Linked DNA regions of Homo sapiens: region 1 is linked to region 2. A link is an interaction called in ENCODE POLR2A ChIA-PET data of the cell type or tissue named here. Cell type or tissue: OCI-LY7. All regions are shown on one strand. Each heading gives the region's core, and the rest is flanking DNA. Links, peaks and the distances in the headings are about the cores only.

The links. Peaks named below come from ENCODE experiments on the same cell type or tissue, not always from the same donor. Only the 100,000 strongest peaks of a DNase experiment are listed, where the experiment ranks them.
Region 1: POLR2A ChIA-PET joins it to region 2 with 10 read pairs; 5 of 35 experiments call an interaction of 5 or more read pairs at or near these places.

What each region holds. Positions count from the first base shown.
Region 1 is chr17:47,085,310-47,099,820 of GRCh38, forward strand. The region is part of intron 1 of LOC101927060 (a long non-coding RNA gene); the gene reads right to left. Among named protein-coding and RNA genes, the nearest start is that of CDC27, 97 kb to the right of the region's middle. RefSeq lists an enhancer at 12,778-13,403. In OCI-LY7, for the core only: no CTCF peak of the experiment used is centred there; no DNase peak of the experiment used is centred there.
Region 2 is chr17:46,984,454-47,001,124 of GRCh38, forward strand. It overlaps LOC101927060 (a long non-coding RNA gene), which reads right to left. Exons shown (of 9, transcript XR_243711.6): 7 at 14,247-14,364; 8 at 1,349-1,508. It also overlaps a transcript of LRRC37A2 not described here. Among named protein-coding and RNA genes, the nearest start is that of RPRML, 14 kb to the left of the region's middle. In OCI-LY7, for the core only: no CTCF peak of the experiment used is centred there; a DNase peak (open chromatin) is centred at 7,338; H3K4me3 peaks cover 896 bases; H3K27ac peaks cover 2,272 bases.

The DNA.
Region 1 (14,511 bases), core at 5,007-10,006, 100 kb after region 2:
TCAGCTTATCAGAGGTAAAGATAAGACTTCCTCCTTAACATTCAAAAGGTAAATTTATTACTCTGACAATTTACAGCTCAACAAGGGACATTGATTGAACATTAGGGACATGTTTAATGTTATACTATACAGACTTCAGGAAAGAACACAGGACTAAGGTTGTAGAATGATACTTTAAATACAATGAGGACTTGGTTTCTAATACAGTCATTATCAATAATGAAGAAAATCATGTGGATTCTGACATTGATGAGTCAACTCATTCCTGTTGCTTGTTTCTGTGCTATTAGTAAAATAACTGTTTTAATTATGTGTCTGGGTAGGACACTAGAATGCCTTAGAACATTTGATTTTACTGTGTGCTTTATCCCAGTCCATACAAAAGTATGCGCTGTATGTACTGTAATGATCACCTGAGTGGGAATTCTTTTCAACTCATATTTTGCTCCTTGACTCGCAAGTACTCACTACCTAGCTCAAAAGCAGTGTGAAACAAATAGAGGAAAGATCAGGAGACAAGTTCTCACTTTTACTTACTTTATATGATCCTAAACATATAAATTGATCTCTGGAAATAAGAACAACATCTACTTCACAAAGTTGTGATAGCCATACAATGATGTAATCCTAACTGCAACCTAAAATGTGTGTATTAGATAAGAATAACAATTTATTTAGTCATTATAACCATGGATTAAATTCCATACCAAAAAGGTACAAAAAAGGAAGAAAAACAGGATAAGATTAAAGAAAAACCTCTCAGATAAATTCAGGAAACAAGTGTTTTCAGTTAGCAACAAGCCATATTCTGAGAGTTTCTTGAGCTTTGAACTTTACAGTCATTTAAAAGTTCCACTCTAAACAGAAAAATCAAGGTAGTCTAGTAGAATAGACATTGCATTATTAGTGACATTACCCCCAAATTTGAAACGATGGAGGTAATAAAGCACAAAGAGGAAAAAAGAAGAGAACCAAACTGTCCAGAGTTAAATATCCCACATTTTAGTTGTAAAGTAAAACGCAGGAAGAAACTTGGATACACACTTCGTCTTAACCCATTCTCATCTGTCACATGACCTAGGTTGTGTCAGCTTCCTATAGATACCTGTAGTAATGTGGAACAAATGTACCAGAGCCCATTCTTTTTTTTTTTTTTTTTTTTTTTTTGAGATGGAGTCTCGCTCTGTCACTCAGGCTGGATGCAGTGGCAGCATCTCGGCTCACTGCAACCTCCACCTCTCGGGTTCAAGCGATTCTCCTGCCTCAGCCTCCTGAGTAGCTGGAATTACAGGTCTGTCACAACACCTGGCCAATTTTTGTATTTTTAGTAGAGATGGGGTTTTGCCACGTTGGCCAGGCTGGTCTCGAACTCCTGACCTCAAGTGATCTGCCCACCTCAGCCTCTTAAAGTGCTTGAGTTACAGGTGTGAGCCACCGTGCCCAGCCCTAGAACCAATTATATCTAGACTGCCAGTTCATCCTGACAGACCCTTGAAATTGAACACAGCACTTTTATCTTACTGGTTAGACCAGGTTACCTCTAATACAGAAATGAAATTTGTGTATTTTTGGTAGTTTATTTCAGCCAAGCATTTAGCCCACCATGAACTCACTCTATCCTCCTTCCTTCCATTTAACAAGTATTTAAACAACTATTAGTTACCAAGAGTTAGATGAGGGATACAAAAAGATACAAAAAGAACTGTGGCTCAAGTTCACAATTTAATGTGGAAGATAGATGTTAATAATCAAATAATCATATAAAATGTAAGATAAGAGATCCTAACTATGTCAGATTTAGACTGGGGGATCTAGAAAGACTTGTGATACAAACATTTAAACAGACCTCTGAAGCATAAATTAGGACTTGGATGCGCAAACTGGTAGGGGTTGGGGATGTGGAGCAGAAGATACTAGGTGGAACTGTGGTGTGTCACAAAGAAGAAACGACATGTATACAATGGTTATGTTGTTAGAGCTCCAACAGTGAACAATGAAAAGAATTCATTCAACTTGACAATGGATACAGGTAGGCAGGGCCAGGTCACACAGAACCTGGCAATCCATGTTAATCTTATAAAACAATATAAGCAATCCTCATCTTCCCTCACGCTCTTTTATTTATCTCAGACCCTGTTTGAAGGAAAATTTACAAATACAAGCTAAAAGGTAATAAACTCCCACATAACCAACAACTAATTTCAACTATCAACTTTTGGTGAATCCCACCCTCATCTATAACATCTATCTCCTACCCCTATGAATTATTTTTAAGCCAATTCCCAACATCACATCATTACCTCTAAATATTTCAGTATGTGTTTCTAAAATGTAAGGTCTTTAAAAATAGGTACAGATATATTTCATAATTTAAAAAATAATAATTCCTTAATGTAAAATATCCAGTTACTGGTTAAATTTCCTGGACTGTCTCAGTTGTTTTCTCCAAATCAGAATCAAATAATATCCACACAATTCATTTGGTTAATACATCTCAAGCTTGTAACACGCACCTCCTCTTCCTCCTTTTCCTTCCTCACAATTTGTGGAAGAGACAGCGCTATCTGTCCTCTAGAATATCCTACATTGTGGATTTTGCTGACTGTACCTTTAACACAAAGCCCATACTTTTGAACTTGATAAATTGACACTTCTAGGCTGGGCGTGGTGGCTCATGCCTGTAATCTCAGCACTTTGGGAGGCTGAGGCAGGTAGATCATTTGAGGTCAGGAGTTCAAGACCAGCCTGACCAACATGGTGAAACCCCGTCTCTACTAAAAATACAAAAAAATTAGCCGAGTGTGTTGGCATGGGCCTGTAGTTCCAGCTATGTGGGAGACTGAGGCAGGAGAATTGCTTGAACCCAGGAGGTGGAGGGTGCAGTGAGCCAAGATCATGCCACCGCACTCTAGCCAGGGTGACAGAGTGAGACTCTGTCTCAAAAATAAATAAACAAACAAACTACCTTTAGTAGTTTGATATATTTTGTTTTCTGTAAGTCAGCTCATAAATTATTCTTTTTGTACATTACAGTTTTACATGTTTAAGATTAAGACTGAGATATGTTTTAAAATACACTCAATCTTTAAAGAATCATTTAAGGTACTTTAAACTCCTTTCAATACCCATCAGTCAGATTTTTCATCAAACATGGTAAACATATACATATTATATACTCTGCCTAGCACAATAAAAGAAATGTAATTGTCATACCCTATGCAAATTTCCAACCTGAAAATACCCAGAAGCATCTTATAAACACTGAAACCCACGTCTCTCCAGGAAAGTTTTTCCTTGTGCATCGTACCTCACAATTCACTACTTTGTATTCTTCAAGCTTAGTTGGATCCTCTTATTTTGTTATTTGTTTGTGCTATTATTTCCAAGTCATGTCATGTATACGACTGGTCTCCAACTAGATTATCCTTCCCTTTTTATAGGAACTACCACGTGATTTAACTGTAAAACAATTTCTAATGGTGTCTGCACACATGTAGTTTACAAGTAAATTTGCAAAAAATATAAACAATATGACAGAGATTTAGCTGATGCCTTATCATGTCTAATTCCCAAATGTTTATATTTTAAAAACACCTAACTGAAGTATTCTAATGGAGAAAAAATGGCATGACAAAGAAATATGGAAATGGCTTACAGTTCTTGGCTGGCTGTACGACTGGACATGGAATTTGAGCACGAAGATTTCGAACAAAACACTAGCCTAGTTACTGTGTCTTTTTAATTTTTTTTAGACGGAGTTTTACTCTTGTCGCCAAGGCTGGAGTGCAATGGCGCGATCTCGGCTCTCTGCAACCTCTGCCTCTCCAGTTCAAGCGATTCTCCTGCCTCAGCCTCCCAAGTAGCTGGGATTACAGGTGCCTGCCACCAAGCCAAGCTAATTTTTTTGTATTTTTAGTAGAGACTAGGTTCACCATGTTAGCCAGGCTAGTCTTAAACTCCTGACCTCAGATAATCCACCCACCTTGGCCTCCCAAAGTGCTGGGATTACAGGCGTGAGCACCCGCACCCGGTCTACTCTGTCTTTTTTAGAGAATAAGACTCTGGTATGTTTCAAGAATAAAGGAAATGGCAAAGTTAATAGTGAAAGGTTCTCGGTTATTTAAAGTACTGCCATTCCAGAGTAGCTCCTCCAGAGTGAATCAATTTTCTGTCTACTTTTCTTCCTTTCAAAAGTCAAACTGGGGTTAGAATGTTCGAATTCTATATGTTATATTAATTTCTCTTTCAAAAAGATCACTTGAGGCCAGGCACGGTGGCTCGCGCCTGTAATCCCAGCATTTGGGAGGCTGAGGCGGGCAGATCACTTGAGGTCAGGAGTTCTAGACCAGCCTGACCAACATGGTGAGACCCTGTCTCTACTAAAAATACAAAAATTAGCAGATAGTAGTGGTGGGTGCCTGTAATCCCAGCTACTTGGGAGGCTGAGGCAGGAGAATTGCTTGAACCCGGGAGGCAGAGGTTGCAATGAGCCAAGATCACGCCATTGCACTCCAGTCAGCGTGACAAGAGTGAAACCCCTTCTGAAAAAAAAAAGATTGCTTGAGCTCAGGAGTCAAGATCAGCCTAGGCAACAGGTGAAACCCCGTCTCTACAAAAAAATACAAAAATTAGCCAGGAATAGTGGTGCAAGCCTGTGGTCCCAGCTACTCAGGAGGCTGAGAAGGGAGGATCGATCGCTTGAGCCTAAGAGGTCAAGGCTGCAGTGAGCCTTGTGCACAGTGAGATTGAGCCACTGCCTCCAGCCTGGGCAGCATAGCAAGACCTTGTCACAAAAACAAAACAAAACAAAACCCAGAAGAGTGAAGGATCAGAAAAGTACAATGTATTGAGACATGGTCTCCCTCCCATCCCTACCCCAGCCCCACATATTCCATAGGGAGAACTTGCCTCCAGCTATCTCTAGAAGAATAGGAGAATTTTAATACTAAATTGAATAGAAAAACATCTTTTTTCTCACTTTAAAAATACAGTTTATTGGAAAAGAGTAGGTGTTTGGAATCAGTGAACACCAAGTTCCAAATCCTACTCACACTTCCCAGAATACATACCATGGCAATGCCAAAATATGACCATGCTTGTTAATATTTAGGCCAAGGCATTAAATGTTTATAACATAACACAAATACTTGTAATCTAAATTTGAATGAATGTCTTCAATTTTCAGTAAAATAAGACCCTATTAAAGCCCTACCATTAATATATATTCATTCATAAACATACTGAGTACCTAATGAATGTTAAACACTGTAGAATCTCTAAGGAAAGAATACTCGGTCACTTTATAAGCTATGTGGTAGTCAAGAAAAATCCTTTCTACTCATTGATACGTTAAATGATCAAAAAATCCAAAGCTAAAAAATGATCAGAGAACAATGAAAAAATTTTAGTGGCTTTATGCTTCCAATTCCATTTTCTTCTGGCCTCTTTTCTGAAGCTTGCCTAAATCATCCCAGGAATGCTAAAATTGGGTGTTATTTAGGCATAACCAAAATGAAATAACAAAGTAAGTACCCCAAATAAAACTAGGAGAAAAAATCCAGGGAACCAAGCAGGCAGTAAGGATCTAAAGTTCTATACTTGGAACCTCTACCCTGAATGTTAAATAATAGATGTTTTTTAAACAGTTGACTGCCAAGTGTGGTGGCATGTGCCTGTAATCCTAGCTACTTGGGAGGCTGAGGTGGAGAGGCTCATTCTAGACTAGTCTGGACAAATAGCAAGACCCTATTTGTGGGGGAGCGGGGAGAAGGCAACCAAGCTGGGTGTGCCATGTGCCTCTAGTCCCAGCTACTTGGGAAGCTGAGGCAGGAGGAGTGCTTGAAACCATAGGCCACCGTACTCCAGCCTAGGCAACATAGGAAGACCCTATCTCTAAAACAAACAAACATAAACAAAAAGGCTGGGCGTGGTGGCTCACACCTGTAATCCCAGCACTTGAGGAGGCCGATTTGGGAGGATCACTTGAGATCAGGAGTTCGAGACCAGCCTGGCCAACATGATAAAATTTTTGTATTTTTAGTCTCTACTAAAAACAAAAATTAGCTGAGTGTGGTGGCGGGTGCCTGTAATCCCAGCTACTTGGGAGGCTGAGGCATAAGAATCATTTGAACCTGGGAAGCGGAGGTTGCAATGAGCTGAGATCACACCACTGCACTCCAGCCTGGGCAACAGAGCGAGACTCCATCTCAAACAAACAAACAAACAAAAAAACAGTTATACCTTTAATTATTATCTTCATTCAGTAATTAGGCAATTAGAATTTGATTGCTAAATGAATGTTCAAAGTTCAACCAAAATTAGTCCAAGATGAAGCCAAGAACACATCTCAACTCATTCAATAAAGCCATTATTACTCCGATGCCAAAACCAGACACAGATATCACAAGACAACTACAGACCAATATATCTTATGAATACAGATGTAAAAGTCCTCAACAAAGCAAAATGCATCCAGCAACATATAAAAAGGCTTATACACCATTGCTAAGTATGACTTAATCCCAGGGATTCAAGGTTGGTTTAACTTCTGAAAATCAATTAATGTAATACACGGTATTAATAAAGGATACAAACCACATGATCATTTGAATAGATGCAGAAAAAGCACTTAACAAAATCCAACTTGCTTTCATGATAAAAACACTCAACAAAGTAGGAACTGAAGAAAACATCTTCAACCTAATAAAGAATACCTATAGGAGAAAAAAAAGAATACCTACAAAAACCCCATAGCTAAAATCATACTTAATGGAGAAAGCCTGAATGCTTTCTCTCTCAGGTCAAGAACAAAACAAGGATATCCACTCTTACCACTCTGTTTAACACTGCACTGAAGGTTCCGGCCAGGGCAAATAGGCAAGAAAAAGAAATAAAAATCACTCAGGCTTAAAAAAAAAAGAAGTAAAACTACCTTTATTTGCAGATGATATAATCTTGTATATAGAAAATCCAAAGAAAATCCCACAAATAAACTATTAGACCCAATAAACACATCCAACACAGTTACAGGATACAAGCTCAATATACAAGTAGTAATCGTATTTCTATACACAAGCAATAAGCACTCTGAACATGAAAAGTTTCTAAAAATTCCACTTACAATAGTATCCAAAAAAAAAAAAAAAAAACACATAGAAAGCCGGACACGATGGCTCACACCTGTAATCCCAGCACTTTGGGAGGCCAAGGCAGGCGGATCACTTGAGGTCCGGAGTTTGAGACTAGCCTAGCCAACATAGTGAAACCCTGTCTCCACTAAAATACAAAAATTAGCTAGGTGTGGTGGCGGGTGCCTGTAATCCCAGCTACTCAGGAGGTTGAGGCAGCGGAATCACTTGAACCTGGAAGCAGAGGTTGCGGTGAGCCGAGATTGCACCACTGCACTGTAGCCTGGGTGACAGAATGAGACTCTGTCTCAAAACAAAAAAAGAATAATCAGAAATAAATTTAACAAAAGCAGTGACAATCTTATACTCTGAAATATATAAAAATTGCCAAAAGAAGTTAAAGAAATCCTAACTAAACGGAAAGGCCAGGTGTGATGGCTCACACCTGCAATCCTGGCACTTTGGTAGACTGAAGTGGGTGGACTGCTTGAGCCCAGAAGTTCAAGACCAGACTAGGCAACATGGCAAGACCTCGTCTCTACAAAAAATACAAAAATGAGCTAGGTGTGGTGGCATGCACCTGTAGTCCTAGCTGCTTGGGGGGCTGAGGAGGGAAGATCACTTGAACCTACTTAAGGCTGCAGTGAGCTGTGATTGCACTACTGTACTTCACTCCAGCCTGGATGACAGAGCAAAACTGTGTCTCAAAAAAAAAAAAAAAAAAAAGGAAAGACATCCTATGTTCATGGATGAGAATGGATTAGAAGATGTAACACTGTTAAAATGGCAATATTCCCTAAATTGATCTACAGAACCACCAATGGGATCCCAGTATACCCAAAAGAATCTTGAAAAGGAAAAACAAAGCTGGAGGACTCACACTTCCTGATTTGAAAACATAATTCAAAGCTACGGAAATCAAGACAGTGTGGTAGTGGTATAAGGATAAACATGCAGATCAATGGAATATAATTGTGGGTTCAGAAATAAACCCTTACACTGACAGTCAATTGATTTTTTTGACAAGAATGCCAAGAGAATTCAGTGGAGGAAAGAATGGTCTTTTTAAGCCAAGTGCTGTGGCTGACACCTGTAGTCCCAGCACTTTGGGAGGCCGAAGCAAGAGGACTGCTTGAGGCCAGGAGTTCGAGACTAGCCTGGGCAACAAAGCAAGACCCCATCTCTACAAGAAACAAACAATGGTCTTTTCAACAAACCATGCTGGGACAACTGAATATTCACATGCGGTAGAATGAAGTTGGACCACTGTATCTCACACTATACACAAAAATTAATTCTAATTAAATTTAAACATGGATTATAGACCTAAATGTAACAGCTAAAACAATAAAATTCCTAGAAGAAAACAAAAGCTAATCTTCATTTCATTTGGTGGCCTGACATCAAAACCACATGCAACAAAGGAAAAAACAAGTAAATTGGACTTCATCAAAATTATAACATTTTGTATGTTAAAGGACACCATCAAGAAATTGAAAACACAACCCATAGATGGGAGAAAATATTTGCAAATCATGTATCTCACAAGGGATTTGCATCTAGTATATTTAAAGAACTCTTACAACTGAACAATAAAAAGAGAATCCAATTTTAAAATGGGCAAAGGCTGAGCACGGTGGCTCACACCAGAAGGAGAGGATCCCTTGAGGCAAGGATTTTGAGACCTGCCAGAGCAACATAGCAAGACCCTGTCTCTACAAAATAAATTAATAATAATAAAAAAAAACAATTAGCCAGGCATGGTGGCACACACCTGTAGTCCTAGCTACTCATGAGCCTGAGGCAGAAGGAACCTTTGAGTCCAAGAGTTTGAGGTTCCAGAAACCATGATTGGGCCAGGTGCGGTGGCTCACGCCTGTAATCCTAGCACTTTGGGAGGCCAAGGCGGCTGGATCATGAGGTCAGGAGTTCAAGACCAACCTGGCCAAGATGGTGAAACCCCATCTCTACTAAAAATACAAAAATTAGCTGGGCGTGGTGGTGGGTGCCTCTAATCCCAGCTACTTGGGAGGCTGAGGCAGAGGATCACTTGAGCCCAGGAGGCAGAGATTGCAGTGAGCCAAGATAGTGCCACTGAACTCCAGCCTGGGTGACAGAGCAAGACTCCATCTCAAAAAAAAAAAAAAAAAAAAAGAGAAAACTACGATTGGCCACTGCACTCTAGCCAGAGCGACAGAGCAAGACCTAGCCTAAAAAACAATAGGTGTATAAAAATAAAATTAAAATGTGCAGAGAATTTAAATAGACATTTCTCCAAAGAAGATATATGAATGGCCAATAAGCACATGAAAAGATCTCATCAAGTTGAGCACAGGGGATCAGGCCTGTAATCCCAACACTTTGGGAGGCCAAGGTGCAGGGACTGCTTGAGCCCAGGAATTTGAGACCAGCCTGGGCAACATGGCAAAACCCCATCTCTACAAAAAATACAAAAAAGGCCAGGTACAGTGGCTCATGCCTTTAATCCCAGCACTTTGGGAGGCTGAGGCAGGCTGATCACGTGAGGTCAGGAGTTTGAGACCAGCCTGGCCAAAATGCTGAAACCCCATCTCTTCTAAAAATACAAAAATTAGCCGAGGGCCTGTAGAGCCAGCTACTTGGGAGGCTGAGGGAGGAGAATCTCTTGAACCCAGGAGGCAGAGGCTGCAGTGAGCTGAGGTCACGCCACTGCACTCCAGTCTGTGTGACAGAGTGAGACTCCATCTCAATAAATAAATAAATAAATAAATAACCAGCTGGGTGTGGTGGTACACACTTCTAGTCCCAGCTACTTGGGAGGCTGAGGTGAGAGGATCACTTGAGCCCAGTAGGTCTTAGCTGCAGTAAGCTGTGATCGTGCCACTGCACTACAGTCTGGGCTACAGAGCAACACTTTGTCAAAATGAAAAAAAAGAAAAAGGAAAGAAGGAAGGGAGGGAGGGAGGGAGAGGAGGGAAGGAGAGAGCAAAGCGAGGGAGGGAAGGAGGGAGTGAAGGGAGGGAGGGAGGGAGGGAGATATCTTATAATTAGTCATCAGGAAAATTCAATTCAAAACCACAATGATATACCACTTGACATCCACTAGGATGCTATAATCAAAAAATAAAAAAAGATAGACAATTACAAAGTGTTGGCAAGACTGTGGAGAAACCGGCACCTTCACATGCTGCTAGAAATACAAAATCGTCCAGCTGCTTTGGAAAATAGTTTTGGTGGTTACTAAAAAAGTTAGAATTACCATATCACCCAGCACTTCTAGCCTTAGGAATATACCCAAGAGAACTGAAAAGAGGTATCCAAACAAAAACTTACACAAGAATGTTTAGGGCCAGGTGCAGTGGCTCACACCTGTACTCCCAGCACTTCCAGAGGCTAAGGAGAGAGGACTGCTTGAGCCCAGGAGTTCAAGACCAGCCTGGGCAACATAAGGAGGTCACATCTCTACAAAAAAAAAAAAAAAAAAAAAAAATAGCAGGGAACAGTGGATCACACCTGTAATCCCAACACTTTGGGAGGCTGAGGTGGGAGGATTACTTGAGCTCAGGAATTTGAGACCAGCCTGGGCAATATAATAAGACTCAATTTCTACAAAAAAATTTTAAAAGTAGCTGGGCATGGTGGCACATACTTTTAGTCCTAGCTACTTGGGAGGCTGAGGTGGGAGGATCACTTGAGCCCAGGAGGTTGAGGCTGCAGTGAGCCATGATTGCACCACTGCATTCCAGCCTGGGTGACAGAGAAAGACCCTGTCTCAAAAATAAAAATAAAAATAAAAAAAGCAAATGTGCCATACAAAGCGTAGATATGGATGGACTTCTAAATATTTTACTAAGAGCAATAGATCAAAACAGGTGCCCAACCAAAATTTTTATTTTATTTTTTTTAGAGACAGGGTCTCACTGTCACCCAGGCTGCTCGAGGGCAGTGGTGTGATCAGAGCTCACTGTAACCTCAAACTCTTAGGCTCAATCAAGTGATCCTCTTGCCTCAGCCCCCTGAGTAATGAGGACTATAGGCGTGTGCCACCATCCTCAGCTAATTGTTTTTATTTTTTGTAGAGACAGGGGTCTCACTCTGTTGCCCAGGCTGGTCTAGAACTGCTGGCCTGAAGCAATCCTCCTGCCTTGGCCTCCTAAAACTCTGGGATTACAGGTGTGATCCACCATGCCCAGCCTCAACCAAAAATCTTAAATTTCTAACGAGCATGGAAAGGGGGAAGTGGGATGAAAAACTTTCCTCAAAACAGAAGAATAGTGCAAATGAGGAAAAACAATAAAAGACCATAAAGTGGTCAGGGGCACTAAGACCTATGCAGGCAAAACAACAATTAAAACCTTACAAGAGGCCAGATGCGGTAGCTTACGCCTGTAATCCCAGCATTTTGAGAGACCAAGGTGGATGGATCACCTGAGGTCAGGAGTTCGAGACCAGCCTGGCCAATATGGTGAAACCTTGACTCTACTAAAAAGACAAAAATTACCCGGTGTGGTGGCACACGCCTGTAGTCCCAGCTACTCGGGAGGCTGAGGAAAGAGAATCACTTGAACCCGGAGGTGGAGGGTGCTGGGAGCCAAGATCCCACAACTGTACTCCAGCCTGGGCAACAGAGCAAGACTCTCTCTCAAAAAAAAAAAAAGCTTCCAAGAAAATTATGCAAGCCGGGCGCAGTAGCTCACGCCTGTAATCCCAGCACTTTGGGAGGCCGAGGGGAGGCAGATCATTTGAAGTTAGGAGTTCAAGACCAGCCTGGCCAACATGGTGAAATTCTATCTCTACTAAAAAAAAAAAAAAAAAGAACTTACAAAAATTAGCCAGGCGTAGTGGCGCATGCCTGCACTCACAGCTGCTTCGGAGGCTGAGGCAGGAGAATCGCTTGAACCTGGGAGTCAGAGGTTGCAGGGAGTCAAGATTGCACTCCAGCCTGAGCGACAAAAGCAGAACTCCATCTCAAAAAAAAGAAAATGCAAAGCGACCTCAGAGACAGTTTAAATATATAAAAAGCTAGTGCCAAATAAAACTGGGTGGGTCACTTGATAAACAGGATATAAACAGTGGATAAAAAGCAAGACAGCTGGTATATATAATTCTTATTTGCTTCAATATTTACTGGGGAAGATAGAGGGGAAAAAGCTATCTAAATTACTCTTTAAAACATACAAATCACTAATAGTGAATCAAATGCATCATTAAATATACTAAATTCCTCAAACTGACATGTCAGATGTCAGGTAGTCATGAAGACCCAAAATAGTCTCTATGGGTTTTTTGTTTGTTTGCTTTTTGAGACAGTCTCACTCTGTTGCCCAGGCTGGAGTGCAGTGGCACCATCTCGGCTCACTGCAAGCTCTGTTGCCCGGGTTCAAGAGATTCTCCCACCTCAGCCTCCCAAGTAGCTGGGATTACAGGCGTGCGCTACCACATCCGGCTAATTTTTGTATTTTTAGTAGAGATGGAGTTTCACTGTGTTGCCCAGGCTGGTCTCAAACTCCTGACCTCAAGTGATCCGCCCACCTCGGCCTCCCAAAGTGCTGGGATTTCAGGTGTGAGCCACTGCGCCTGGCCCCTTCTCTGTGTTTTAAAGGCATTTAAGTATAAATTATTAAACTGCAGGACAGAACATATTAGCTGACGGTCATATGAGTGACCTTCTCTAAATGCCAGGAGGATAGAATCCACTTTTCCTTTATCAACATTTTCCTTGCTCAACTTCTGGCATATTAGGTACTCAACAAATATGTGCTGAACCAAAATGAACAAAAAAATGCTGTCATCAAAGTAACTCCCATCCACTCAAGTAGGCTGCAACTTCAAACTGCCCAAACTGGCAAATCTCTAATAAAGATGGGCTCAGAAGACATACCAGCATGAATAACCTTCTGAGGAAAAGACAACATGGATTCTAAAAGTGGAAATCACACCACACCAGTTCACCCAAATTCTCTGAGAAAATAAATATGTGAATATAATTTATGTGAGCTTTCACAAAACTCTTGATAAGATTCTAAGTAAAGATTTTTTTTTTTGAGGCTGAGTCTCGCTCTGTCGCCCAGGCTGGAGTGCAGTGGCGCGATCTCGGCTCACTGCAAGCTCCACCTCCCGGGTTCACGCCATTCTCCTGCCTCAGCCTCCCGAGTAGCTGGGACTACAGGCGCCCACCACCACGCCCCGCTAATTTTGTTTTTTTGTATTTTTAGTAGAGACGGGGCTTCACCGTGTTAGCCAGGATGGTCTCAATCTCCTGATCTCGTGATCCACCTGCCTCAGCCTCCCAAAGCACTGGGATTACAGGAGTGAGCCACCACACCCGGCCCTAAAGATTATTTTTTTAAAGACCTGAGTGGCCACAGAATGAGTACATTTACTGTAGACTGGACATAATTGAGACACAGATAATTATGGGTAGATGCTGAGGTACTTCCCCAAATGAAGAAGTATAAACAGAAGATTGATAATTTTTTAGAAATGCTCCTCAGAAACTGCACAGGGTGAGAGGAGAAAGGGTCAAGGGAAGGCAAATACTAATGTTTTTAGGAGCAAAAGAGGAAATAAGTCTGCAGAGGAAACCAAGAGTATGAGCCGGGCTCGGTGACTCACGGCTGTAATCCTAGCACTTTGGGAGGCCAAGGCGGGCAGATCACGTGAGGTCAGGAGTTCGAGACCAGCCTGGCCAACATGATGAAAGCCCGTCTCTACTAAAAATACAAAAATTAGCCACGTGTGGTGGCAGGTGCCTGTAATCCCAGCTACTGGGGAAGCTGAGGCAGGAGAATCGCTTGAACCCAGGAGGCGGAGGTTGCAGTGAGCCGAGATCGCGCCACTGCACTCCAACCTGGACGAAAGAGCAAGACTCCGTCTCAAAAAAAAAGTTTCAAAGATAAAACAAAAATCTTGTTAAGAATACATGAGACGCTAAAGAAATAATCTACTTTAATTCATGCTATCAATTTTCATTTCCTATGTGTAGGTGTTGAGGGTCTAGTACCCATGATAAATGACATACACCTGTTCTGGGCTGACTTTTGTTCCCTAAAAGAGATAGGTAGTACTCCAGGGGGCTGGGCACAGTGGCGCATGCCTGTAATCCCAGCACTTTGGGAGGCCAAGGCCACAGGATCACTTGAGCTCAGGAGTTCAAGATCAGCCCGGGCAACATGGCAAGACCCCGTCTCTACTAAAAATACACAAAAATAGCCAGGTGTGGTAGTGCGCACCTGTAGTCCCAGCTACTCGAGAAGCTGAGGTGGGAGGATTGCTTGAGCCCGGGGATGAGGGGGCTGGAGGTTGCAGTGATCCAAGTGCCACCGCACTCCAGCCTGGATGACAGAGGAAGACCCCGTCTCAAAAAAAAAAAGAAAAAGAAAAAAAAAGGAGATATGTAGTACTC
Region 2 (16,671 bases), core at 5,435-10,434:
CCTCTGGGCCAAGCCACCACCCACATGGGACTATTTTTACCCTCCACCTCAGGGACAAGTCTGCATTTCCCAGCTCTGGAAGGGCCATCTGGGCAGTCCGGCTGCCCCAGGAAGAGCTGCCACCCGGAGCTTTATGCCCTGCTGTCTCTGCAGCTGTTTCTAGATGAACCTTTAGCCCTCTGGCATGCCTGAGCCATCCAGAGTCAGTAAGAAGTCCCCCTCCTCCAGATCTCAAGGTTAATAAAAGCTCCTAATTAGTATCACTTGCTGGATGGACCCGCCAGAAGGAAAATGCTTAAATCTGCAGAGATTTTAAATTGTTCACGTTTGTCAATAAGTGTTCTTTGTATGAGCCATTTTAATGAAGAGATAAGAATGATTTTATTTGCATATTCAACTGTAAACCACCCAGACACCTTCAGAAACAAGTAAATAGATGACCACTATATGAGAGTGTACTTCAGGGAGGCCCAAGAGCCTTTGGACATCATTTATTTTCTGAAGTGGTTTTAAACAACCCCCCTAGGACCCGGTTTACACTCTTCATTTGTTTGGCACGCTTTTCCTGGAATGGGCAAAGGTAGCCTGCTGCCTGTTTGCCCAGTTCCTGTCCAAATGATCTCACGTTTCAAATTGGCAGAGGGAAAGTTAATGACATTTTACTGCATCTGGTACGGAATTGAAATAAACATGGATTGCCCTGTTCAGCCTTTGACCCCTAAGAGACTTCGAGGTTGGCCCCTGCTCAGTTTACCTACAGAGGTTGAAGGCAGAGGGAAGTACCCAGGCAGTTCAGGCCAACCATGCCTGTAATCCCAGCACTTTGGGAGGCTGAGGCAGGTGGATCATGAGGTCACTAGTTCGAGACCAGCCTGACCAACATGGTGAAACCCTGTCTCTACTAAAATATACAAAAATTAGCTGGGCGTGGTGGTGCACGCCTGTAATCCCAGCTACTCAGGAGGCTGAGGCAAGAGAATTGCTTGAACCTGGGAGGCGGAGGTTGCAGTGAGCCAAGATCGCACCATTGCACTCCAGCCTGGGAGACAAAGTGAGATTCCATCTCAAAAAAAAAAAAAAAAGAAAATTTAAAGAAATGCCTTGCAGGTTGGGTGTCTATGCAGTAGCAGACAGGGAGCAGTGCCTGGCTAAGTTCTACACAGTGGAGAATGAGACAGGCATCCCAGGTGACATGGAGCTCACAACCCAACAGAATACCTGGATTTTGGACATCTGTGATCTACTTCTGCCTCTGCCCCTAATTGACTGTGTGACATTGGACAAGTGAACCATCCTCTCTGGGCTTCCATTGGCTCATTCATTAACTATGGGAGCTTAATCAGAATACCTTCAATAAAGCTTTATTTACAAGAACAGGTAGTGGGCCAGATGGGCCCTCCTCTGTCTTCTTCTGCTCTATGCTTCTTGTGGGCTTGAAGACAGTGAGGAGCCAAAGGTCTGTACCTCGTCTACCCCAAAAGTACTGCCTGGGCCTCTGGTACCCTAATCTGTAAAATGAGAAAGTTGGTTAATACCTACGTTCTCCAAACTGTGCTCTTTGGATAAATAGTTCTGCGAGGTCTGCAACAGAGTAGACATTGACCTAAACAGATTTCATTGCTATAGGACTTCTCAGGACCTTTAGTATGTGGATGTACATTGTGAATTTCCCTGGGGGTGGGGCAAGGGGGGGATGCGGGATTCAGCATTTATCAATGGAATCCTTTTTTGCCAACACCGACTAATATTTTGTGCCACTATGTACCATTTAGCACAGTTTAGGAAGTGCCCCGAAGCCTCCCCAAGCCTAAGTTTCCTTCCCTATAGACCAGGGATGATGATGATGGTAACTGCCTCCTAGAATTGTTGGGAAGGTTAAATGAGGTAATGCCTGGAAACGGGCCTGGCGCAGTGCCTGGCACAGAGTAAGTGCTCAATAAATGCTAGTAACTATTATTTATAATAAGGTCCTTCCTTTACAGCTCTGACATTCTGCGCTTCCAACTGTAGGGTGTAATTAAGCTCTAAAGCATCTGGCTTCCCGAGTAGAAAAAACAAGCCTGGAGGAAGGAAAAAGGAAGAGAAAGCTCCTTATGGGTTGCCCATTTGTTCACAAGCTTCACTGCCAGCCGTCACAACAAGGGAATGTAGCAAGATGCCAACTCCTAATGACGGAGCTTGGGTGGGTTGGTGGTTCCCTATTTAGCTTAGACACTGTGGGGACTATCTGAGACCGCGGAGAAGTGAGAGGTAAAACCAGTGCTGCTTATGGTCAATCAGTGAAACCTAACTGCATCCTATGTGCGTCTTCCTTTTCCTTCTGTCCTGGACACAGTGATCCTGGCCACTTTCAGGTATGTGTGACCTGCTGGGGGGAACAGTCACAAGGAGAGCTGAGTCAGAGAAGGTAAGTGGGACAGATCAGACTGGAAGGGCAGGAAGGGCAGTCCCACAGAGGAATAGCATGTGCAGTGGCTCAGAGGCTGGCGGAGTGCATAACTATAGTTGCAGGCCAGGGGGGGTGGCTCACACCTGTAATCCCAGCACTTTGGGAGGCCGAGGTGGGCGGATCATTTGAGGTCAGGGGTTCAAGACCAGCCTGGCTGACACGGTGGCCCGTCTCTACTAAAAATACAAAAATTAGCCAAGCGTGGTGGTGCATGCCTATAATCCCAGCTACTCAGGAGGCTGAGGAAGGAAAATCGCTTGAACTCGGGAGGCGGAGGTTGCAGTGAGCCAATATGGTGCCACTGCACTCCAGCCTGGGCAACAGAGTGAGACTCCATCTCAAAAATAACAATAATAATAATAATAACTGTAGCTGCAGGGGAACAGGCATGGGGAGGCGGTGAGGAAGAACATCAGAAGAGATGGCTAAAGAGGCATGTGGGCGCCAGGACGCTCAGGACTTCATCCAAAACACAGGGGAGACACACGATCAGCCTGGCATTTACATTTCCCCAGATTAAAAATAAAACAACTCTTTTTTCGCATTAAAAAATTTGACAATAGAGTTTACAATAAGAAAAAAATTATATTTTTTGAAAAAGAAAGGAAAATGGTGAAGACTCTTGCAACCATATGGAGGACAGAGTGCACTGGCTCTAGGAGGCCGGTTTGGGGGCTACTGCAATAGACAAGGCAAAAGGCCCCGATGAGTGACCCCACTCTAAGTATATACCCAAAGAACTGAAAACTGGCACTCCAGCAAATATACACACATGCATGTTTATAGCAGCACTATTCACAACAGCCAAAAGGTAGAAACAGCCCAGCTATTTATCACTAGATGAAGGGATAAGCAAAATGTGGTTTATCCATACAATGGAATATTATTCATAGGAAGGAGTGAAGTATGTGTGCATGCTATAAACCTTATAGCATATACTTACACATACTTTAATAATGTGGATGAACTTCAGAAACATTACGTTAAGTCCGGGTGCTGTGGCTCATGCCTGTAATCCCAGCACTTTGGGAGGCTGAGGCAGGCAGATCACCTGAGGTCAGGAGTTTGGGACCAGCCTGGCCAACACAGGGAAACCGTGTCTCTACTAAAAATACAAAAATTAGCCAGGCATGGTGGCACACGCCTATAGTCCCAGCTACTCGGGAGGCTGAGGTAGGACAATCGCTTGAACTTGGGAGGTGGATGTTGCAGTGAGCCGAGATTGCATCACTGCACTCCAGCCTGGGCAACTAGAGCAAGACTGTCTCAAAAAACAAACAAACAAACAAACAAATGCATTATGTTAAGTGCAAGAAGCCAGACTCAAAAAATAACATATACTGTATGATTCCATTTGTATGAAATACCCAGAAAAGGTAAATCCAAAGAGAGAACCAAGATTGGTGGTTGCTGGGGCTGGGGAGAGAGGTGAGTTGGGGAGCAACTGCTTGATGGGTACAAGGTTTCCTTTTGGAGTGCTGAAATGTTTTGGAAGTGGTGATGGACATTGTGAATGCACAAATTGCCAAAATTGCCAAGACATTGTTCACTTTCAAACTGTTAATTTTATGTTATGTGTATTTCATGTCATTTTTTTAAAAAGGCAATGATGCAGGTGAACAAAGGCAGGGAAAGAGGAGATGGAAAGTGGGAGGGGATTCTGGAGCCTGTGAATCTGAGGAATGGTTCCCAGATTTCTGGCCTTCACTGGGAGTGAACAAGTGGGCGGAGTGGTCAGGCCAAGGTGGAGTTGAGGGGCTCAGGGTTGAACATGATGAGTCTGAGGTGACCGTGGGATGTGCACGTGACAGTGTCAGGCAGACAGTTGGAGGCATGGCCGGGGAACTTAGGCACCCTGGGGCTGGAGATAAAGGTTTAGAAGTCATCAGCTTGTTCACCCATTCACTGAACACGTACTGAGCATCTTCTGTGTCCAGCTAAGTGCTAGGGAATCACAGTGAAAGCCAGTCCCTGCCTTCAAGGAGCTCAGTCTGGAGAGGAAGACAAGTAAAGAAACTAGATAATGATAAACGGTGAGAAGGTGCGAATAGAGGAAGACATAACATGTGGGGGGCACCCAGAGGGGACACTGTGGACGCAGGTCAACAGAACACAGGAAATGAGTGTTTCACTCTGTCCCTCAGCAGTTTAGCAATGCCAACCCCTGCTCGAGCATAGGAAATCATTTTCAGACTCTGCTAGCATAGCCAAGGACTCCATGCAGATTCTGCAAGGTGGAGGACTTTTGAGTAGGCATGCTAGTCAGATGCCTTTCCGGTGAAGGACAGAACGTGTTGTAGGGACTCCTGTCACCTGCTTCAGGGTCTGTGAAGGCAGGAAATAGAAACATATTCAGGTCAGGACAACTGCTGGGGACTACCCCCTTCGAACAGATCCCACGGCGGGACACAAGCACAAGGCAGGTTGGCTCTGGCTAAGTTGTGCTCAGAATTGTAAAGACATCTTGCCCCTTGTTTTGTCTGCTCTAAACATCATCTGCTTTCTTTTGAGGAATCGCTCTTCCCCATCCCAACCAGTTAAGGTGGGACCTGCCAATTAGGCTTCCCCTGCCCCCCAGATATAAGGGGATGCATGATTGAGGCTGAGCCAATCTTAGTACTCTTCTGCCTGACCTTGATGATTAGCTCAGGGACAGGGATGTGACCCACGACAGGCTGGTTGGTGGCCACCAGGGTCCCTGACCCCAGGTATCATACCCTTGTATCGTCACTCCCACAGTGATGCTGGGCTTGGCTATGTGATTGGCTTTGGCCAGTGGGACAACTGAAAGCGTAATGTAAGCAGAGGCTTGGTGAGCGCTTGCACAATGGGGCTGGTCCTCTTCAAACACTCACTTTTGGGACCCAGCTGCCATGCCAAGAAGCCCAAGCTGGCTATTTAGAGACAGCGTGTGAACAGGGCAAGTTTCTAGCTTTCAGCCATCCTCGCCACGGTGCCTGACATTTAGGGAAACTATTTTGGGCACTCCTGTCCCATGAATGACAGAGCGAGACCAGCAGAGCTCTGCAGCTGAGCCCAAAACCCCACAGAATCATGAGAAATAATTAAATGGTTATTGTTAAGCCATTCCGTTTTGGGGTTGTTACACCATAAGGAATAATTAAAAGATAAGCCAAAGTGGGCCAATCTGAAATCTTCCCTGAGAATTTCTACACGGAGGTGGTGGAAAAGAGCTCTGTTCTGTCCAGTGACAAGGCTATAGGGACGCAGGCCTATTATATTCCTCTCCACAGTGGAAAGATAGAGAAAACCTATCTGCGGCAGAAAGGGTGAAGTCCCAGACACAGAAGAGTCAAAACAATAGTGAAAGAAAGCCCCAACTTTTAGAACCCTGGACGCTCCTGTAGTCTGGTGACATAAGGTATTAAATTAAATCCCCCTTTATGGCTTCAGCTACCTCAAGATAACTTTTTATCAGTTACACAAAGGGTCCTATGTAATTCACCTGATAACATATCATAAAGATCTTTGCCAATGTCCTTAAGTCAAGAATAAAGTGATCACACTATTGATGTTGTTGAAAGCTTTGTTGAGCATGTACAATGTGAGAATCTTGAAGGATCTTCCCCCAGTCGTTGTAAGGGGTAAGACAAGGGAAGGACATGGTTCACACCACACCAGGAACCAGTGTCCAGGGCATTCACCTGTCAAGGCCAGCTGGATGCAGGAAGGTGTTCACACTCATTTGAGTATTAGAAACACGTTTATTTCTCTCTTTCTGTAGGACAATTTGACAACACACACAAAATGCTTTTTTTTTTTCTTAAGATAGAGTCTTGTTATGTCGCCCAGGCTAGAGTGCAGTGGCACGATCTCGGCTCACTGCAACCTCCACCTCCTGGATTCAAGCAATTCTCATGCCTCAGCCTCCCAAGAAGCTGAGATTACAGGCATGCACCACCACACCCAGCTAATTTTCATATATTTGGTAGAGACAGGGTTTCACCATGTTGTCCAGGCTGATCTTGAACTCTTGGCCTCAAGCAATCCTCCCGCCTTGGCCTCCCAAAGTATTGGGATTACAGGTGTGAGCCACCACACCTGGCCACAGACTGCTTTTAAAAGGTTCAGGCCCTTTGCTCCAGCAATTCCACTTCCAGGAATTTATCCCATTGCAATGGTTTTCAAATTATGTTCCTGGTGGAACCGTGGGGTTCTACAGAGGTGCTTTGCTAGTTCTGCAAAACTTTGATTTGAATGTCACTGGTACTGAGGCTGATTTAAAACTATAGTCATCATCTTCTGAGATGTCATCTTGAGATGATGTCTAACTGGTCTAGAAGACCCCTAACTGGTCTTCTAAATACTGCATATTTGAATTTATAAAATATGCCAACAGAATGACTTCTTATCTGTTGCTTACATGAGCCTTATTAAGTTTCATTTAAAGAAGGGTCCTACTTCTAAAAAGAAACAGTATAGGCCAGGCACGGTGGTTCACGCCTGTAATCCCAGGACTTTGGGAGGCCGAGGTGGGTGGATCACCTGAGGTCAAGAGTTCGAGACCAGCCTGGCCAACATGGTGAAACCCCATCTCTATCAAAAATACAAAAAATTAGCCGGGTGTGGTGGTGCACCCCTGTAATCCCAGCTACTCAGGACGCTGAGGCAGGAGAATTGCTTGAACCCAGTGGGCTGAGATTGCACCATTGCACTCCAGCTTGGGCAACAAGAGCAAAACTCCATCTCAAAAAAATAAAATAAAATAAAATAAAATAAAATAAATAAACAGTATAAAACCACTGTCACAAGAAAATGATCATTTCATCCTAGAAGGTTTAGCTTCATGAAGATGTACTACACAATGTTTATACAGAGTTGGTTCAGTGAACCGTGGCTCACAGGCTGGATCTGGCCACCACCTGTTTTTCTAAATAAAGTCTGATTGAAACACAGCTATGTGCATTCATGTACACATGATCTGTGGCTGCTTTTTTGCCATAATGGCAGAATTCAGCAGTTGTAACAGAGAACTTGTGACCTGCAAAGGCCAAAACAAATACCACCTAGCTCTTTACAGAAAAAAGTTTGCTACTTCCTGGTTTATAATGATATAAAAATTGGAACCAAGCTAAATGTCCAAGAAAGTGGATTGATCAAATTACAACACATACCTTGCAAATGGAATGCAAGGCCCTTGTTGAAAAATAATGCTGGCTGGGCATGGTGGCTCATGCCTGTAATCCCAGCACTTTGGGAGGCTGAGGCGAGTGGATCACCTGAAGTCAGGGGTTTGAGACCAGCCTGGCCAACATGGCAAAAACCCCATCTCTACTAAATAAATAAATAAATAAATTAGCCAGGTGTAGTGGTACACACCTGTAATCCCAGCTATGTGGGAAGCCGAGGCAGGAGAATCACTTGAACCCGGGAAGTGGAGGTTGCAGTGAGCCGAGACTGTGCCACTGCACTCCAGCCTGGGCAACAGAGCAAGACTCCGTCTCGGGAAAAAAAAATGTTTTAGTTCAGCAGCTGTTAGGTTTGGCTGCGTACTGAAACTATCTGGGGGGTTTTTAAAAATTCCAAAGCTCAGGCCACTCCAGATGAATTAAATTTGACTCTAGGGGTGGAACCCAGGCATTGATATTTTTAAAGCTTCCCCAGGGGTTCTAATGCAGTGCCACTGTTGTAGAAGAATATTTAATGAGGCCAGGTGCGGTGGCTCATGCCTATTATCCTAGCACTTTGGGAGGCCGAGCTGGGAGGATCACCTGAGGTCAGGAGTTTGAGACCAGCCTGGCCAACATGGTAAAACCCCGTTTATACTAAAAATACAAAAATTAGCCAGGCATTGTGGTGGGCACCTGTAATCTCAGCTACTTAGGAGGCTGAGGCAGGAGAATCGTTTGAACCTGGGAGATAGAGTTTGCAGTGAGCTGAAATTGTGCCATTGCACTCCAGCCTGGGAGACAAGAGTGAAACTCCATCTCAAAAAAAAAAAAAAAAAAAAAAAAGAATATGTAGTGACACAGAAAGATGGCCACTATATATTATTAACTGAAGACAAAGAAGATTTTCTAACAATGTGTAGCATGTGACTCCTTTCTGGTAAGTTTCTATACACACATGCAAACAGACTCACATGTATGAAAATATATGCCCAAACTGACAGTGGCCATCTCTGTAGGCTGGGACTAGGAGAGATTTTGATTTTTTTTTTTTTTTTGCTTATCTGTATTTTTTAGATGTTCTACAATGAACATGGTATCTTATAATAAATGCAAAAAATAAAGTTGTCAATAGCTTAAAAAGCCATGTACTTTTTGTTTTAGGCAAAACTACAAAGAGGAGCATCTAATCAAACAACACATCCCCAGGTCACTCATGTGTGCAGCATGCCTTCAGGCATGCATCCCAACAGAGGCAGATCCCAGGCTCATGGGACAACAGGTTTTCCTTGGTGAGGAAGTCAGGCACTGCAGCCTCCAAGCCTCAGGCTCCTCAACTGTTAAAAAGGGATCAGTCTGCCTACCCCCAGGATTTAAGGCAGGCATGCATAGTGTCTGGCACATAGGAGGTGCTCAACAAAAGTTGCTTATTTCTCCATAAGCAGCTTTTAGCGTCACAGCCTGCAGCCAATCAGCTTCTTGCTGTTCTTGCCAAAGGAGGATTGGCTTTGCCAAAGCTGGGCCTGCCCAAGTTCATCCGCAGCCACTGGTCTCTGATGCTGTCCACCTTGGCTTGGAATCTCTGTTGCTCTTGGAATTTTTCTGTGTTCCCTAGAAGGACTGTGACCTCTCATCAACACAACCTGTATCCCCTACTCCCAGAATGGGTTCCATCTGCGTAGAGAAAGTGAGGGCTTCAAGTCTTCGTGGGGCTGCTCACTCTTAATAAAAACAACAGTGGCTGCCATGTATCAGAATTGCCCTACATGTGCCCGGGCTGACATCCTCTATCTCTCAGCCCCAACTCTGCAGGAATGTGAGAGTGTTCCCATTTCCCAGATGAGGCTCAGAGAGTTGAAGGAACTCCTTGAAGGTCACACAGCTGGTCCATGGCAGGTGCCACACTGCCTTCTTAGCTATGTTGGTTCCATCTTCTACTTCAAAAGACAGACATTCCCCAGTGGATTCTAATGTGCAGCCAGGTTTGAGAAGCATTGTTATGAAAGTAGTGGTTCTCAACATTGACTATACCGTGGAATCACCTGCACTGATTTACAAAAATGCTGGTGGGGGCTGGGCGTGGTGGCTCATGCCCATAATCCCGGGACTTTGGGAGGCCGAGGTAGGTGGATCACCTGAGGTCAGGAGTTTGAGACCAGCCTGGCCAACATAGTGAAACCCCGTCTCTACTAAAAATACAATAATTAGCCAGGTGTGGTGGGGGGCGCCTGTAATCCCAGCTACTCAGGAGGCTGAGGCAGAAGAATCACTTGAGCCCCGGAGGCGAACGTTGTAGTGAGCTGAGATCATGCCATTACACTCCAGCCTGGGCAACTACAGTGAAACTCCATCTCAAAAAAAAAGAAAAATGCTGGTGGGGGTTGGGAGTTGAAGAGTGGGGAGGGTGGGAAGAGGACAGGAAGAAAGGAATGGGGGAGGCTTCTGAAGTTCTGGATAATGTTCTAGTTCTTGATCTGGGTGCTAGCTACTTGGGTGTGTTTATTTTGTGAAAATCATTGAGCTGTACATTTATGATTTATGTACTTTTCTATATGAATGCTAGTCTACAGTAAAATTTTAAAGAAAAAAAGAAGCTGTCATCAGCCACATCACTGCCTCCTGGGAAAAGGCAGTCCGTGGCCTTGACCCATATTTTGAGGATGCTTTTCTCAGCATCAAGCAGTTGTCGGCCTCTGAGTCTGTGCCTGTCCCTGCCAATGAGCAGACTAACCCTACTTTCTTGCCATTGGGGCTTCTTCCTGGGTTAATGCTGGGTTAGCTACAAAACAAAACAAAAAAAACACAAAAGTCCAGGTACAGTGGCTCATTCCTGTAATCCCAGCACTTTGGGAGGCCAAAGTGGGTGGATTGCTTGAGTCCAAGAGTTTGAGACCCGCCTGGGCAACATGGTGAAACCTCGTCTCTACTAAAAATACAAAAAATTAGCCAGGCATGGTGGTGTGCACCTGTAGTCCCAGCTACTGGGGAGGCTGAGGTGGGAAAATTGCTTGAGCCTGGGAGGTAGAGGTTGCAGTGAGCAGAGATCAAGCCACTGCCCTCCAGTCTGGGTGACAGAGTGAGACTGTCCCCCCACTCCCCCAAACAATACCCACTGTTGCTATGGTTGCAGGTACTCAGACAGCCAGGCTAAGCTGGTTAAGCTCCACGGTCCCTCCCTCCCACAGTGGGAGTCATATGACCCTATGCTGTCTAAGCCCCAGGACCTAGGGCAGCAGGGGTATAAATGGCTACAGCCGAGCCCCCTGGGCCTGAACTGTGAGTTCCCTGGTTGACCTCTGCCTTGTGTCATAATTTGAGTCACTAGAGGTATGTTCTCTTGTTCTTCAGCTACAGGTTCTGATTTTTAGCTAGGCTTATGAATATGTTAAAGGAAAACAACATTTCCAACCCTCTTTTGCAGCTAGGCATGGCCATGTAACTCAGTTCTGGCCAAAAAAGTGTAAATAAAACAGTCTGTGCAATTCTGGGGAAAAAAAGGAGAGTACTCTTCTCCTTCCCATACTCCTTCCTGATGCCTGGAATATAGCGTGGAAAGGCTGAGCTCCAGCAGCCATATTGTACCATGGGGTAGAAGTCATGTTTGTGGTTAGCAGAGCAATAAGACAGGAGCCTAGATCCCTTCTCCCTTTGCATCATGGAGCACCCTGTTGGCTCTGGAATGATTCCCTCAGGACAGCTAAACATGAGAGAGAAACTGAGCTTCAAACTTGTTTGAGCCAGTGATATTTGAGGGTTTTCATTCTTCTCAACCCAACTGAATCCTATCTGATACAGTAGGATTTGCTCCTTGGTCCTGAGTTCCCGCCTTGGTCACCTGCCCAGTGTAAGGAGGAGGGGCCTGGCCTGCTCCATCCTGCAACTGGAGTTCTGTCCTCGGCCCACCTCAGTGGCTGGTCCCTGCTACCTGCTGGAACCCCATCCATGCTGCCTCCCCACTCAGCAGGATTCTGTTCCTTGGCTGGCCCCTTGCCAGGATGGATGGCAGGCCTCCCACTCTGCTTGCTTTCCTGGAGTGAGGTCTGCTGCTTGCCTCCCACTCCCTGCTTCCCACTTACCCCTGTGCCCTTGGCTTCTGCCCTGGGCCTGCCAGAGTGGCTGCTCTCTGGATATCCCAATGCCACCAGTATCTTCCCCAGGAGCAGCCCATTCCTGACATACAGGAACAACGGCTCCTTCATTCATTGACTCATTTAAGCAGATATTTACCAAGCATCTGTTATCAGCATTGAGAACACCACAGGAAATAAGATCAGGTCGAATGGTGGGCCTAGTGCAAGCACTTACAAGTACAGGCTTTAGAGTGAGAACATCAGGCCCAACCAGCCAAGACACTGAAACCCATCTCAAGGAATTTTCAGGAGTTTCCTTTAAGGATATGCCCATGACCTGGGTTATGTGTCCAAGTCTGGATGAGTCACTACACCTCCCAGTCCTCAGCTGTCCCATCTGCACATGGTGAGGCTGAACTGCATGCTCTTGATGACTCTGTGCAGGTCTGACTTCCTGTGAAGGTAGGAAAGGGCCCAGGGGCCCCTAGGCCTGGTTTTGCCACCCATGGGCTGCTGCTGGATTTAGGGCCTTAAAACAACCACTTTATTATTAATTTCTTTAGAGACAGGGTCTCACTCTGTTGCCCAGGCTGGAGTGTAGTGGTGTGACCATAGGTCACTGCAGCCTCAAACTCCTGGCCTCAAGCAAGCCTCCCGCTCAGGCCTCCCAAAGCGCTGGGATGACAGGCATGAGCCACCACATCCAGCCCTCACTTTCTAATTATTTATTATGATTTTGTCGGTTGACTGGGGCCAGCCAATTCTTCTGCTGGTGACAGTTCCTTCAGCCCCTCTGACCTCTGGCCTAACATGGAAGTGGGGATAATCCATGTACCCAGAATTCTCCCAGAATTGATGAGATAAGACTCCAGGTCATGGAATAGTTAACGAGGAGGAGTTTCTCTTTAGAAGTAATCCAGCTAATAAATGAAGACAGGATGATAGAATTAGAATATTACCATTTCTGGGCCAGGCACAGTGGCTCACGTCAGTAATCCTAGCACTTTGGGAGGCGGAGGCAGTCTGATTGCTTGAGCTCAGGAGTTCGAGACCAGCCTGGGTAACATGGTGAAACCCCATCTGTACTAAAAATACAAAAAATTAGCCAAGTGTGGTGGCACATGTCTGTAGTCTCAGCTACTCAGGTGGCTGAGGCACGAGAATCGCTTGAACCCAGGAGGCGGAGGTTGCAGTGAGTCAAGATCCTGCCACTTCACTCCAGCCTAAGTGATAGAGTGAGACTCTGTCTCCCCACCTCACCAAAAAAAAAGAATATCACCATTTCTAACCCCCAGTGAAGTAACTGGTCTAGATATGGAATGTCAATAGCTATTAATGTCACAAAAAGGAAGTCACTAGACATTCTGTGCCTTCTGTGGAAAAACCTAATACCTACTAAGAACAAGTCTTGCCAAAAACTCAAAATCTTAATCTGATCAGGCCTCTAGATCCAACTATCCACTTATAGGAAATATAGAAGACAGAGAAATGTGTATAAATGACATCATGGATTTGCAATAATCAAAATCCAGACCGTGGGTAATATCTGCAGGATGCATGGTAGGGCTGGTTCAAGAATAAAGGAAGGCTAGGTGTGGTGGCTCACGCCTATAATCCCAGCACTTTGGAAGACCTAGGCAGGTAGATCATTTGAGGTTAGAAGTTTGAGACCAGCCTGGCCCAGATGGTGAAACCCCATCTCTATGAAAAATACAAAAATTTGCCGGGCATGGTGGCAGGTGCCTGTAATCCCAGCTACTCGGGAGGCTGAGGCAGGAGAATTGTTTGAACCCAGGAGGCAGAGGTTGCAGTGAGCTGAGATCGCACCACTGCACTCCAGCCTGGGCAACAAGAGTGAAACTCCATCTGAAAAAAAAAAAAAAAAAGAATAAACGGAAAAAGAGAAAGATGGAAGAGGAATCCATGGATTAAAAGATTTAAGAGACATCAACTAATCATATTGTGTGCATCTTATTTGGATCTTGATTTAATCAAAATGTTAGAAAATGCTTTCTGACATAAAACAGTTGGAAATTTGAACACTTACTGAATATATAACGATATTAAAGAATAATTGTTTTAAGAAACACAGAGAGAAATAATGAGTGACCAACACTTGATAAAGAAGAACCCAGCAGCCTATCTCTTATTAGAGAAGGCTACGGGGTATGCTGGGAGTCCTAATCCCGGCTCGGCCGTGAGTGTGCTGTGTATGTAGCCTTGGCTGAGCCCCTTTCCCTGCCTAGACCTTGGTTTTCCCATTTATGAAGTGAAGGAGGGGACCCAAGGGGCGTGTTTAACTCTGGCCTGCTTTTGCTTTGTCTTGTCACGTGCAGCCATGGATCCTTTAACTCGGGGCCTGTATCAACACCACCATGCGTCCACAAGAGTATAAAATGGGCAGAAGAGTGCTTGATGGGCACAAGCCCAGAGCTGTCGGCTTCTGCAGAACCCAGAACAGGAAGGGTCACCTCCCTGAGGCACCTGACCTGGAGAACCAACTGCATAATCCCAGGTAGGCCAGGTCAAAGCCAAGGGGAAGGAGAAACTGCTGGAGGACTTCCCCCCACAAAACATGGGCACGTGTTATCTGCTCACCAGGATGCTTCGACCTTGTTCTGATGCCTGGGGACTTCTGGTGAGTTCCCTGGCCATCCATCCTGGTCTGTTCACCTTCTCAGGACTCCAGTTGAGTTGGGCTGCGTGTGACAGACCCCTGTGAGTGCAAATGAACAATGTCACTGAATTGCTGCCTCACTGGCCCCTCAATTCCTTGTTGCTGGCCTCTGCCCACCTGCACTTCAGATACTGTCATCATGGAAGAATCATCCTTAGCACAGAAACTCACACACTGTAAATGCTCCATGTGAAGAGGTGAAGAGGTGGAGAGGGAACCTCCCTCCCAGACCATCATGGATGCTTAACATTCTCTTGAAGCCTGACGAGTTTTCTCCAGAAAGCTGAACTACAATACTCACCATCTGCTACCAACACCAACGAGTTCAACACATGAACTAAGTAATCGAGAAGGACACTTCCGTTTAATTAGGTACTATAGAGCAGTAGCAAGGCCCACACGTTAGTGTCAAATCTGGATGCAAATCCTTGCACTGCCTCCTACCAGCTCTGTGACTTTGGGCGTTTCTTAACCTCTCTGCAGCTTATTTATTAAGAATGCTGTGAAGATGAGATGACGCCCTTCATACAGTGTTTGGCATCGTGCCTGACCCACCAGAAGGGCTCAATGTGTGTCCACAGTTGCTTTTTTTCTTTGAGACTGGGTGTCCCTCTCATACCCAGGATGTAGTGCAATCATAGCTTACTGCAGCCTTGAACTCCCAGGCTCAAGGGATCCTCCTGCCTAAACCTCCCGAGTAGCTGGGACTACAGGCACACGCCACCATGCCTGGCTAATTTTTGTAATTTTTTGTAGAGACGGGGTCTTGCCATATTGCCCAGGCTGGCCTTGAACTCCTGGGCTCAAGTGATCCGCCCACCTTGGCCTCCCAAAGTGTTGGGATTACAGGCGTGAGCCACCATGCCAGGCCTGTTAGGCGTTTCTTAACCTCTCTGCATTTAGTTTCTTAACCACTCTTATTTAGTAAGAGTGCTGTCAGCCTGGAACTATAGCTCACGCCTATAATCCCAGCACTTTGGGAGGCTGAGGCAGGCAGATTACTTGAGGTCAGGAGTTTGAAACCAGCCTGGCCAACATAGTGGAACCCCTTCTCTACTAAAAATATAAAAATTAGCCGGGTGTGGTGGCGTGTGTCTGTAATCCCAGCTACTCAGGAGGCTGAGGCAGGAGAATCGCTTGAACCTGGGAGGTGGAGGTTGCAGTGGGCTGAGATCACGCCACTGCACTCCAGCCTGGGCAACAGAGGAAGACTCCATCTCAAAATAAAATAAAATAAAATAAAATAAAATAAAATAAAATAAAATAAAATAAAATAAAATAAAATTAAAATAAAATAAAAAATAAAATAAAATAAAATAAAATAAAATAAAATAAAATAAAATAAAATAAAATAAAATAGTGCTGTGAAGATGAGCTGGCTCCCTGCACAGAGTGTTCGGCATCATGCCTCACACACTGTGGTGGCTCAATGTATGTTGACAATTGCTTGTTTTTTGCTTTTTTTTTTTTTTTTGAGACAGAGTCCTGCTCTGCCACCCAGGCTGGAGTGCAGTGGTTCGATCTTGGCTCGCTGCAGCCTCCACCTCCCGGGTTTCAGCGATTCTCCTGCCTCAGCCTCCCAAGTAGCTGGGGTTACAGGTGTGCGCCACCATGCCTGGCTAATTTTTGTATTTTTAGTAGGGATGGGGTTCTGCCATGTTGGTCAGGCTGGTCTCGAACTCCTGAGCTCAAGTGATCTGCCCACCTTGGCCTCCCAAAGTGCTGGATTACAAGCCTGAGCCACCGTGCCCGGCCCACGATTACTTTTTTGGGGGAAGCTTCCATTGCAGCACCCCATGGGCACTCCACCATCATGTCTCTCTACTCCTCAATTGAACCTTCTCTCCTTTCCCTCTCTCCTATAAAAATGACCCTTCAGTAGGTCATTTTCTCACTGACATGCTAACTTATGACTTGCAGCATCTGATGATACAACTTTGACCTGCTTTATAATCGTGGGTTTCAGGCAAGGTGGGAGGCCTTCCAAAGTCACCTTGAGAACCACAACTCTTTGGTGCCATCTGCAATCCTCCATATCAGCCCTGCAGATAACAGGGAACTATGGCTGCTGCCTCCCTGGAGTAGGACATTCTTTTAAAAAGATCTGGGAGCACTTTAGGAGGTTGAGGCGGGTGGATCATGAGGTCAGGAGTTTGAGACCAGCCAGACCAATGTGGTAAAACCCCGTCTCTACTAAAAATACAAAAATTAGCCGGGCGGGGTGGTGGGCACCTGTCATCCCAGTTACTTGGGAGACTGAGGCAGAAGAACCGCTTGAACCTAGGAGGTGGAGGTTGCAGTGAGCCGAGATGGTGCCACAGAACTCCAGTCTGGGCGACCTTCCTG